Regions from separate parts of the Mus musculus genome. Here region 1 is linked to region 2. Evidence: chromatin loops called from intact Hi-C (ENCODE). Cell type or tissue: heart. All regions are shown on one strand. Links, peaks and the distances in the headings refer to the core of each region. The heading gives the core; the rest is flanking DNA.

The links. A loop is a pair of places that touch in the nucleus more often than their neighbours do. Peaks named below come from ENCODE experiments on the same cell type or tissue, not always from the same donor. Only the 100,000 strongest peaks of a DNase experiment are listed, where the experiment ranks them.
Region 1: a loop joins it to region 2, with 4 times the contacts of the local background. A loop is called at or near these places in 2 of 42 quality-filtered maps.

The regions. Positions count from the first base shown.
Region 1 is chr3:153,942,474-153,947,847 of GRCm38, reverse strand. It overlaps Acadm (acyl-Coenzyme A dehydrogenase, medium chain), which reads left to right and starts at 3,205. Exons shown (of 12, transcript NM_007382.5): 1 at 3,205-3,452. The coding sequence starts at 3,423. In heart, for the core only: no CTCF peak of the experiment used is centred there; a DNase peak (open chromatin) is centred at 3,237; H3K4me3 peaks cover 2,265 bases; H3K27ac peaks cover 2,693 bases.
Region 2 is chr3:154,325,391-154,330,764 of GRCm38, reverse strand. It overlaps Lhx8 (LIM homeobox protein 8), which reads left to right and starts at 205. Exons shown (of 9, transcript NM_010713.2): 1 at 205-493; 2 at 2,324-2,410; 3 at 2,599-2,760. The coding sequence starts at 413. In heart, for the core only: no CTCF peak of the experiment used is centred there; no DNase peak of the experiment used is centred there; H3K4me3 peaks cover 2,853 bases; H3K27ac peaks cover 874 bases; H3K27me3 peaks cover 3,410 bases.

The sequences.
Region 1 (5,374 bases), core at 120-5,119, 380 kb after region 2:
GTGGCTACTTCTGACTAGCCAATGGGAAACTAAATCTTTGCCATAGGAAGGATTGTGCATCACCACTTTTATCAAATAATCATCTCTTGGGGATTGGTTCCAATGCTTTCAATTAATCAGGGATCTACCCGTCGAAACGATGAAGGTCCTTGCCCCCAATTAGTCTTTAATCAATCAATAAAGATCAATGGCTGGGAGGAGAGAGGGGGGCTCAACGTTTAGATTATGTGGGCTAGGAAGTGGGAGAAAGGAAGATGGAGACTCACTATGACTCAAAAGAGGAGGATGGGACAGAAGAGCTACAGTAGATTAAACCAACCAGCCCTGTAAGAAGTGGCCTCTGGCCACTTTCCCAATTGGAGTTGGGTACTAGGTAAAAGTTTAGGAGTGCCCAACCTTTGAGCTAGTTGTGGCAAGTCAAAAATCAACGTGTGTGTGTGTGTGTGTGTGTGTGTGTGTGTGTGTGTGTGTGTCTTTCATTCGATAATCCAAAGATCCTGTGAAATCCGCCAGGAGCCAAAGTGGTGTAGCTAAACTCACTGCTACAACCAACCATCATCAGGAGACAAAGCTGACATTAAAGACTTGCTCATGTGAAGTAATATGAATGTACAGCAGGGGCCATTGTTCAGGACAACTGGCTTGGCCTCTTAAAGAAAACAAGAGGGGGGCTGAGGAGACAGCTTAGTGGTTAAGAGCAGAGGACCTAAGTTTGGTTCCCAGTACACACAGCCAGCAGCTGGCAATCACCTATATCCAGTTCCAGGGAATCCGTTATCATCGTTTGGCCTCAATGTGCACAGAGACATACAAATATACATATTTTTTAAAAAGATGCTATTGTTGGCTAAAGATTGATTAAATTTTAAAATAGAAGAAGTTAAAACCAATTTGAAGTAGGAAAACATTCATAGAATTCTGGTTTGAAAACAAATTACATGTAAAAGTCACTGGAGAAATGCACATATTGACTATGTCTGGATATTAAATGATGATAGAGATTAACTGTCCAGACAGATGTGACAACAGAACTCACATGACAATGTGTTATATAAATATTTAGAGTTGGAGCGTGTTATGTTCAAATTAGTTCTGAGACTAATCAAATTCTTAGAAATTGCTCTTACCCAAAAGCTCCAACTCTGTGCTGGAGAGATGGCTCAGCGGTTAAGAGCACTGACTGCTCTTCCGAAGGTCCTGAGTTCAAATCCCAGCAACCATATGGTGGCTCACAACCATCTGTAATGAGATCTGATGCCCTCTTCTGGGGTGTCTGAAGACACCTACAGAGTATTTACATGTAATAAATAAATAAATTTTGCCGGGCGGTGGTGGCACACGCCTTTAATTCCAGCACTTGGGAGGCAGAGGCAGGCAGATTTCTGAGTTCGAGGCCAGCCTGGTCTACAAAGTGAGTTCCAGGACAGCCCGGGCTATACAGAGAAACCCTGTCTCAAAAAAAACAACAACAACACTCCCCCCCACCCCAAAAAAAAGCTCCAACTCTTCACTTGGGCTCAAAGATTGCTGAGAAGGATAAAAGTCTGCTACCTTCATTTGCATCTGTTCTCTTAACTTTGGGTCCAACTCCTTAATGCTATACAGTCAGTCAAATATTGTAAGATCGCTAACCCTTGTTATTCCTGTTTGAGAGTGAATGTGAGGTGAAGCAAACACACTGTACCAGAGACAGAGAGACACGCTCTCAAAGCATCTCTCCAGGCTACCCCAAAGTCTCTGTTCCAATGAAGTAGCAATATCAAGATGCTTAATGGAAACAGAGCAAAGAAGGTCATATTTACATCAAAGTACTTTTCAAATACTTTAGTAGAAATGTTACAGAAAAAAAAAAAAAGCCATAGGCTTCCAATGCTATCTGACAACATTTGCCATCTGGTTGGTGGGAGGTAGGTGTGTGCCTGAATATTCTAAAGAATGTACCTAATGGTCACAAAGCTGTTAGCTTACACATAAAGGAAGGCAATAAATGGCTGCCAAGGAGGCTAAAAATGGCACAGATAATGTTGTTTGTGGACCTGGAACATTCCACAATCAGAGGTTTAAACAGCTCATCAGACTAGCAGGCCATTCAAAGGAAGATACCTTTTTCTGGAATGTTCCCTTACAACCATTAGAAACTATGTTTCAGGAAAGATTGTTGATGTTGAAAGATTAATCTTATAGATCTGAGCATTTATCTCACAATGGAATCCACATACCTTTTCTAGGCTTTGGTGTGCCTGACAATGCTACAGGTAAGACAGAGAGAAGATGAGAATTTTTCATTGTTCATTAGTCTCAAAAATAAGCTCCTGTCTCCCAGTTCCTTGAAGCAGAGAGCAAGAGGACTATTGACAGCTTAATCTTTGGCAACTAAGGTACCCAACACTAAGAAGTTTTATAATCTCTCATCTTTATAACACCACAGCTACCATCTCAGACACAAGGTCTAACTGGAAGACAATGGGAATTTAAGCAAAGTTTACAAACTCATGAGCAAAATTTCACTCCCAATGTTCACTGTCTGGGGAGCTTTTGGATAGGCTCAGCTTGGGTTCCCAAGGATGCTTCCCACATCTATATAAGTGGATAATAAGTAGCCTTGAAAACGTTCAGAAAAATAGATGAAATAAACACTATTGTGCTTTGGTTTGTTTAGGTTTTGCTACTTGGCTCTCGCTGGCCTCAAACTCGCAGTGATCTTCCTTCTCAGTCTCCTGGCACTGAGATGTCTTAGTCGCCCTGGCTACACATGCAGCTAATTTCCTATTTAAATTTTAAGGAGTACAGACTACCTATCGATCTAGCCCAGAATTTGTTGTTCCAGTGAATACCGGAGCCATAAAGAATCTGACTCTCCAAGTAAAGGTCACAGCTGACTGCTAGAAACGTCTGGCTGCGCCCTCTGGCCTAGATTCGGGTCCAGCTCTCCCGGGCAGCCCTCTGGAAAGAACGTGACCTTCGGGCTCCGGTGACACTGGGCACACAGTCTTCTTCTCCGGGCCAAGCACAGAAGTTTAGGCTCGGGCAAGGTCGGGAGCAGGACGCATGCGCAGAGGGCCTTCAGGCCACTCCCTCTTCTGGCCCAGGTCCGGACCCGAGACCCTCCCTCATCTAGCCCCGCCTCCCAGGCCACACCCCTTGAGCCTGCAAAGACCACGCCCAAGGTCTTCTGCTTGGACCCGTCATCCCTCTGTCTCTCAGCCGAAGTCAGTCTGAGAGCTCAGACCTCATCTGTGTGTAAAGGGACTCCCTAGGCCACGCCCCCGAGGTCTGCAGACTTTGACCCGCACGCCTCCGCACCCCTAGAGTCTAAGGCCCGCCCCTCTCCTCCCTCCAAGCCACGCCTCCTGGGGGCGGGACCCCCGTCCGTTTTGCTTGCTGCACGGAGGTGGTCGGAGGCAGCAGATCGAGGAGCCATCATGGCAGCGGCGTTCCGCAGAGGCTGCAGGGTGAGCGGGTGACCGGGTGGTATCGGGAGGGTCGGCCCTACGCGGCCTGGGGGAAAGCGGGAGCCTGCGGGCGTCCCCCCGCGCTGCCTGCCGCCCTCCCTCACTGATCTCCGGGCTCTGACCCCTGCAGGCGTGGCCCTGCGGACCTGCTTCATTCTGGGTCAATGGGCTCAGCCACTTCTCTCCAGTCACCCACGCTTCTTGAAGGGAACCCGGTGTCAGAACCCTGCTGTGGCAGAGGCGATCACTTCCAAAAAACTTTGACTGTAGTCCCACCCCAGGAAGGCATCAGTGTGTGGTTCTGTAGCCACGGGCGTGAACAAGTGTTAGGATCCAAACAGGTTGATCCTGGGTGTGCACAGAACACAGGCACAACACGAAGGAAAGGGAAGTGGGCCGCTCCGCTCGCACCAACAGGGTTAGGACGCCTGTGGTTTTGTGATGTACAGGCACCCTTCCAAAAAACAAAAGGGAGACAAGCCTACCGAAGAATTTTCATGAAGCTTGCTTTCTAAATGTTGTACCCTGCAGAGTTTTGTCTCCTAAGCTGTTTTAACCACTAGTTTGTTATATTAGCGATGTGTTCGTACAAACCTCCATTTATACCACCTAAAACTGGACTGAAGTTGCCTCTGGCACCGAAAGCTGTAGTTTTAGAATTTACAACACCATTACTATACAACTCAACAGGTTCTGAAAGCAGAAATTGAAGGGTTTTAAAGTTATTTTTTATTCTGACAACAGAACTACAGGTTTCTTGGTGCCTCCAAGGACAAGAGAGGGAAAGTCTAACACCATAACAAAACAGAAAATGCATTCCTTTATCCTATTTTTCACACCGGGATAAAACCAAGAGTCAAATTTCTAAGTAATTCGTTACTTAGTTATGCTGTAGTTGCGGGCTTGAAGACTAAAGTTAGTAGTGTTCCCATATTGGAATTCCTTGGTTTTGGCAGAGAGCCAGGAATAATAAACGCAATTCTCTTCTGACTTTAGAGTTTCAGAGTGTCGTCGTTCTTTATATTGGGTCTCATTTTGTAGTCCAGGGTGGTGCGGCGCTCACAGCTTCACCTCTGCCTTCAAGCCTGGCTGTCTTATTTTAATAATCTCCAGTTATCTCCTAGGATTAGTGAGCCTGATTTTCAGGTGTAAATACAAATTGTGTGTTTGGAACTGTTCCCAGACGGGTGTTTGCAAAACTTAAACTCTATGTTGTAATGCTAAGTTTTTAACCCTGTTCTTTTTTTTATTGTTTCTAAGCTGTCTACACACAGACACGTGCACACTCACATACACAGACAGGTGTGTTCACACACACAGACACACACAGACCTGCACATCCTCTCTGCACAAGCAATGAGCAGGCTCGTGCGTGCATTAAGCTACTCTAATTGAATGACTAATGTCAGTATATAAGGAGCCCAGTAATGGGCCCGCCACTTAAGTTGTATAAAATGCAGCTGACCAGTTTTGTAGAGTGGTGGTCTTCATTTAATCTCGGAAGTAGAGGCAGAAGAATTGAGATCCCAAGGCTAGCCTGGATTCCACGGTGGGCTTGGGGGCTATCCTAAACTACTTCAAAAGAACTTGTCCTAACAGGAACACAAACCAAATTATTAGGGCCTGGTGTGGTGGGTCAAGCCTTTAACCCTGCATTTATGAAGGTAGAGTTAGGGAGCTCTCTGGGAGTTCAAGGCCAGCCTTGTGTACAAAGTAAATTTCCAAATCAGCCACAGCTACGTATTGAGACCTGTCTCAAAAACAAAACAAACAGCACCACCAAAAACTGCACTTGAACACACACACACACACACACACACACACACGGAAGGAGGGAGGGTGGAAGGGAGGGAGAGAGAGAGAGAATGAGAATGACTGAGCAATTTACATTTTTTTCTCATTTAATATTTACTGCTCTTGCG
Region 2 (5,374 bases), core at 145-5,144:
CATCCGCAATTCCCCCCCACCTTTAACACTGAACTCAGAGTAAGTTGTCTGGTGCAGATAAAGATCTTAACATGTAGAGAAGGCGGGTTTTTCATAAGGAGGTGAGGCTGTCCCTTCAGGAAAAGACTTTTCCCCCACACCCCCTCCTCTCTGCGAGGTTCCACCCTCTGGAAAACACAACTTTCCCTCTTTTCCTGGAGGGACAGGCCTTAGTGTGGCTGAGAGAGGAAGAACAGTGGGTCAGAGAGTGGTTACGGTCACTGTGGCCTTTTTGGAACAAGACACACTGGTGGCATCGCTGTTCTGCCTGTTAGCTTTCCTTGGCCTTTGGGGGCGGAGGAGGGGACACTGCGGACACCCACAGCCTCTGACCCTCTGGAGCTGGTATGTGACGAGCAGCGCCTGCGGGGCCATGTATTGGAAGAGCGATCAGATGTTTGTGTGTAAGCTGGAGGGAAAGGAAGTGCCGGAGCTGGCGGTTCCCCGCGAGAAGGTAAGCGAGCCTACACCGGGCGGGATCTGTTGAATAGGAGTTTCCTTGAGAGAAGAGAGTTGTCCGGCCCCTAAACCAGGCTGGGAAACTACCTGTCACTGCCTCGTCTCCAGACCTGACAATTTTTTTTATTACGTAGTAGCGTTAGGTAGTAATCACTCCGTCCCCTCCCCACGGGCTCACTTAACCTAAGGCATGGACACTCTAATTTGGGAGACGAAACCTGGAGCCTAAGACGCTCACGGGGCAACGTGAGTCCTGCTTGTATTCTACGTGACGGGCTGTTCGCGGCAGTCTGGGGCAGGGGCCGGGGGTCTAGGTGTTTGTCTCAGGGCACCAGATACCAATGGCTGCGCTCTGCTGAACGCTGGCTCTTGCCACGGATAAGGTGAATGTGGGGCTTGAGACCCGGCGGCGACAGACCTGGGGACTTGAGTCTTCCAGGGCCCGCCCGCTCTTAGAAAGGGACAAAAGAACGATTTCGTTGGAAATACCAAAAGGGCAAATTTCGCAGTACGAGGCGAGCCTAACGGGGAGACCTGGCAAGCTGTCACCTACTCCGGAGGCAAGACCCGTGGGTGCTCGCATTTTATGGTGGAACTCGGTTCCTAAACTGTTGGAGAGCAGGGCCGGGGTGGGGGTATCGGCTGGACATGGGCAGAGTAGTGCTGGCTTCGTGTTTGTCTGACGGTTGCGGGTAGCGTTTCTGTCTGGATGCTTTCTGTCCACGAAGACGCGCCCGGGAGCAGCTGCGCCGGGGCTACCCAGGCGTGCGGCCGCTGGCTCACCTGGAGCTTTCGGAAGACAGAGGAAAAGGAGACAAAGGGACGCAAAAGCGAGGGGTGTGGGCTGCTGGAATCCGCGGACCCACTCGCCCTAAACTAGACTTCTCAGAGAGATTGCATTCGTTTATAGAACAAAACTGAAAGTGCAGCCAGGGATTGGGGACACTTGAGCGACGCGTCCGCGTGCTCTAAAATATTCTGACCCGCATTGGGTGAGTTTTTTTTTTTTTTTAATGGAACAAATTAAATTCAGCTGGATATTTCCATTATTCGGCCCGCTTTTGCACTGGTTAAAACTAATCCTTTAGTAGCTAAAATGTTGACTTACTGAGCACTAAGTGGCAATTCACACCTTAAAGAAACCAGTGTAAATCGCTTACGGTTCTAATTGCTTCAAGTTTACCAAAGAGCTGCTGGCTCCGTTTAATCTGAAGCATTTTCATTCAAATTGTCGGAACAAACACCAGGCTTCTTAAATCCCACTGTAATTAGCTTTCAAGTATCCGATTAAACCTCTTCACCTTTTGGGCTATCCTATTCAAAAAGCCCCCCCTTTAAAAAATATATGTGTGTCTTGCTCTTTTAATTGAGGTTATTAAAGAAATCAAGTTTCTCTCCCCACCCCCTCCTCAGTCATCTTTTCTTCTCTCTCACTCCACCTCCCCCCGCCCCGTGCCCCCTTTAGCCGGGTGTTCCCCGCTCCCGGGTGATTGACGTCTAGAAAGCAATCGCTTTGTGCACCGAGGCCGGTTATTAGCTGGGTACCCCCGGTGGGGGGCGGGGGCCGGCGCGCCGGGGTGAGCGCGGGGCTCGAGCCGGGAGCAGCGGCCGCGCAGTCCTCGAGTCGCCCGCTGGCGGCGGCGGCCCAGGGAGGCTGCGCGCTGGCCGGCCAGCTGCGCCCGGGCTCAGGTGCCGGCGCTCGCACGCGCCGCCCTCGTGCGCGCCCTTCAAGAGCGCGGTGGGGCCCGGGCTGCGGGGCGCCGCGTGCTCGCCGCGGGCTCCTGACCGCTGTCTCCCTCCCTGCCTTCCCGCTCTCGCGGCGCAGTGCCCCGGGCTCATGTCGGAGGAGTGCGGGCGGCCTGCAGCCCTGGCGGCCGGGAGGACCCGCAAAGGCGCTGGGGAAGAAGGACTGGTGAGTGGGGCGGCGACCCGAGTGGGGACCCCCAGCTCCCTGGGCGGGGCGGGGCGCGGGGCTCCAGGGGTCCTGCTGGTCTGGGAACCCCACAGTGCGGATGGGGAAGGCTGGGGACGGAGGACAGTCCTTGGGCTGCCCCGTGGGGAGGTGGGACGTGAAAGGCCAGTGCTCGGCTGTTCCTGCAGGTGAATCCCGAGGGAGCCGGGGACGAGGACTCCTGCTCCTCCTCGGCCCCGCTTTCCCCGTCGTCCTCGCCCCAGTCCATGGCCTCGGGCTCCGTGTGCCCGCCAGGCAAGTGTGTGTGCAGCAGCTGCGGCCTGGAGATTGTGGACAAATACCTCCTCAAGGTAGGATGGTGGGCCAGGCGAGCCCCGACGGAGTCAGTGTGAAGGTCGGGGGGGAAGTGCCCCACTTCGTGTCAACCTCTCAGCATATTAGTCCACCACTCTTAAGGCCCACAGCGAGAAGTATGATATGGAACCATAGGATTTTCCTTATTGTGAAAGTCTAGGGATAGGGTCTACAGTGTAAATGAGGGTTCCCCCACACACACCCCAAGAGTGTGCGGAGGACTCGGTCACCAGCAGCAAAAGAAGGACTTGAGGAACTACCACCCATTCTGGTATAGGCTTTTGTTTGTTTTCCAAGTCTAGACTTTTACTTACTTAAAAATCCCGTACTCTGCAAACTGGTCCCTCCTCTCCAATACACCCGTGCTGCTGTCTTACAGAGACTAACTAGTCCCAGTTCCGTGTGTTATTCCCTCTCGCAGCGGCTCCTTCTGTAACTAAAAACACTGTAAAGTGCCTTTAAAGATGTTTAGTTTTGAACTGTTACTGGCATCGTGGTCATAGGTTTATTTACCGGTACCTGGAACCTTCCCAAAGCAAAAGTTTATATAAAGCTTTAGAAGCCATTTCGGTACCTCCTAGATCTTGCTAAGCACAGTGATGTTATGTCCTACCAGGGTTTGGGGGGGGGGGTACCCAGTCTAGCTGTAAAGTTAGGTGTACATATAAACCCCTCAGCTGAAGTGTTTCACGGGGTGGTTTCAGAGTTGACTGTCTTAATTTGGTTTAACTTTCTCAGAATATTTCACTCGGGGTGGGAGGTTTTGGAGTTGAGGTTCTGGCAGGCTGCAGTTACCCGTGTCATGTCAGGCAGGATCTTGGTCCCCTGTGTCTTAATCTGAACACATTGGATTTCCAACTTCAATAGCTTTTAAAAAACCACTATGTAAAACAATTCTTTCCAATATACGAAATTAGTTGCAAACCAGTTCACTTTCTGTCCCCCTCCTTGAGCTTCAGTTTTCAGAAGGATTAATTACAGAGAATAAAAGATCAAAACGTGAATTAGTGGGTTTCTTTAACTTAATGTCAACATTCAAAGGCTGCTTTCTTGGGTGGACCGTGAATATTACTTCCTGGAGCCCAGATAAAACACGGAAAGAGGCTTGAGTGAAAACATTTTCTAATGTTTTTATTTGATTCTTGAAGCTCGGAAAATTAACCTGGCTTTCTCTTTAAATCTGCATTCTTAAAATCCCATTTCCCATTTCGCTTCGTCCACAAAACCATGCACTGAGTCAACACAGCTTCTTGTTTGAAACAAGGCTCTCAGTGACTACCAGAATCTGGAGCAGTGTTTCTGGACCCGACTTAAGACAATTTCAACATTTCACAGCAGAGATGTGGAAGATAACTACACAGTAAAATTAAAATATTGTCTGAATTCTGCCTCAGACACTAGCATTGGCCTTGCATAATTTTATACATTGTTCATGCTTGTCTTCATATTATATAAAAATTGTGTGTCTATGTGGTGCTGTGAAGTTTTCTTTTGTAATTGGACAGGAGTCTACCTAGGAAAGTTTTCTACACACAATCACATTCTACTAGGATTTATAAGTTAACTGAAAATTTTCCACCATACAATCACTTAAGCACTCGGAATTCTCAGCACGCCTACCCCAAGCTGAAGGGCTAGCTCCTTAATCTTACGTTTGAATCTAAACTTCTCACTGGTAACAAATATTTGATCCAGTATAGATGTAGCTTTTGAGGTTATGAAAAAAAAATACCAGCCTGTGGAGCAGCCACACAGTGTCAGACAAAAGAGTCAGCTGTGGTTGTTGCCCTCTACAGTCCTGTCCTAACCTAGCCCGGTGTGGAGCCATATTGGATTAATGCTAGTTCAGCAAAGGGTTCCAGAACCTTCCCAGAGTTCCCCCCACCCACCCTCCTGATTCCCTGGCAAGGACTGGGAATGTTAAGCAGCTCTCTTCTCTTTTTCAAAAGAAACCTTGAGGAAAGGTGTCAAGCCAGGCCTGGGGTCTGGTGTTTGTAGAGCTAGAGACTCCAGCCTCTGTTTTAAAGCCTTGTTTTAGAAAACAAAACAAAAGCCTGGTGTGATTGAAAGAAGGCCTCCAGTGGTGGATGTTCCAGATGCTTGGACTGGATACAACTTAGGGGAAAATGTGAGGAAGATACATCTCTGCTTCCAGGAAGTATTCTGTTTGGTTAATGTCTTTTTATTCTATTTTAATCCAAGTAACTATTTTTCTATAGTGAACAGATAGTTCTTTTGAAGAAAGACCCAAACTTAAATTTTCATCAGAAATTAAACATTGCTTAGGGAAGAGGTTCATAAGTAGCTAGAAATCACAGTGTTTCCTTCAGAGTATCATTTGTAACTTCCTTCAGTCAGTAAAACACCCTGGCTGCTAGCGTGAAAGCACAAACCTACGTAGTCCCTGTCTGCTGATCAACACACGTCAGGATCCACACTGCAGGCCAGCACAGCTGGACACACGTCTCCACTGGGGGACTGAACTGCAGTGTTTAGGGGGGCAGCATCCACCTCAGGTAACCTCAGTGGTCATTTGTTTTGTTCCCATGTCAAAGTCTAGAGTGCCCTACTTTATTAAATGCCACTGTCTCACTACTTGAAGTACAAGTA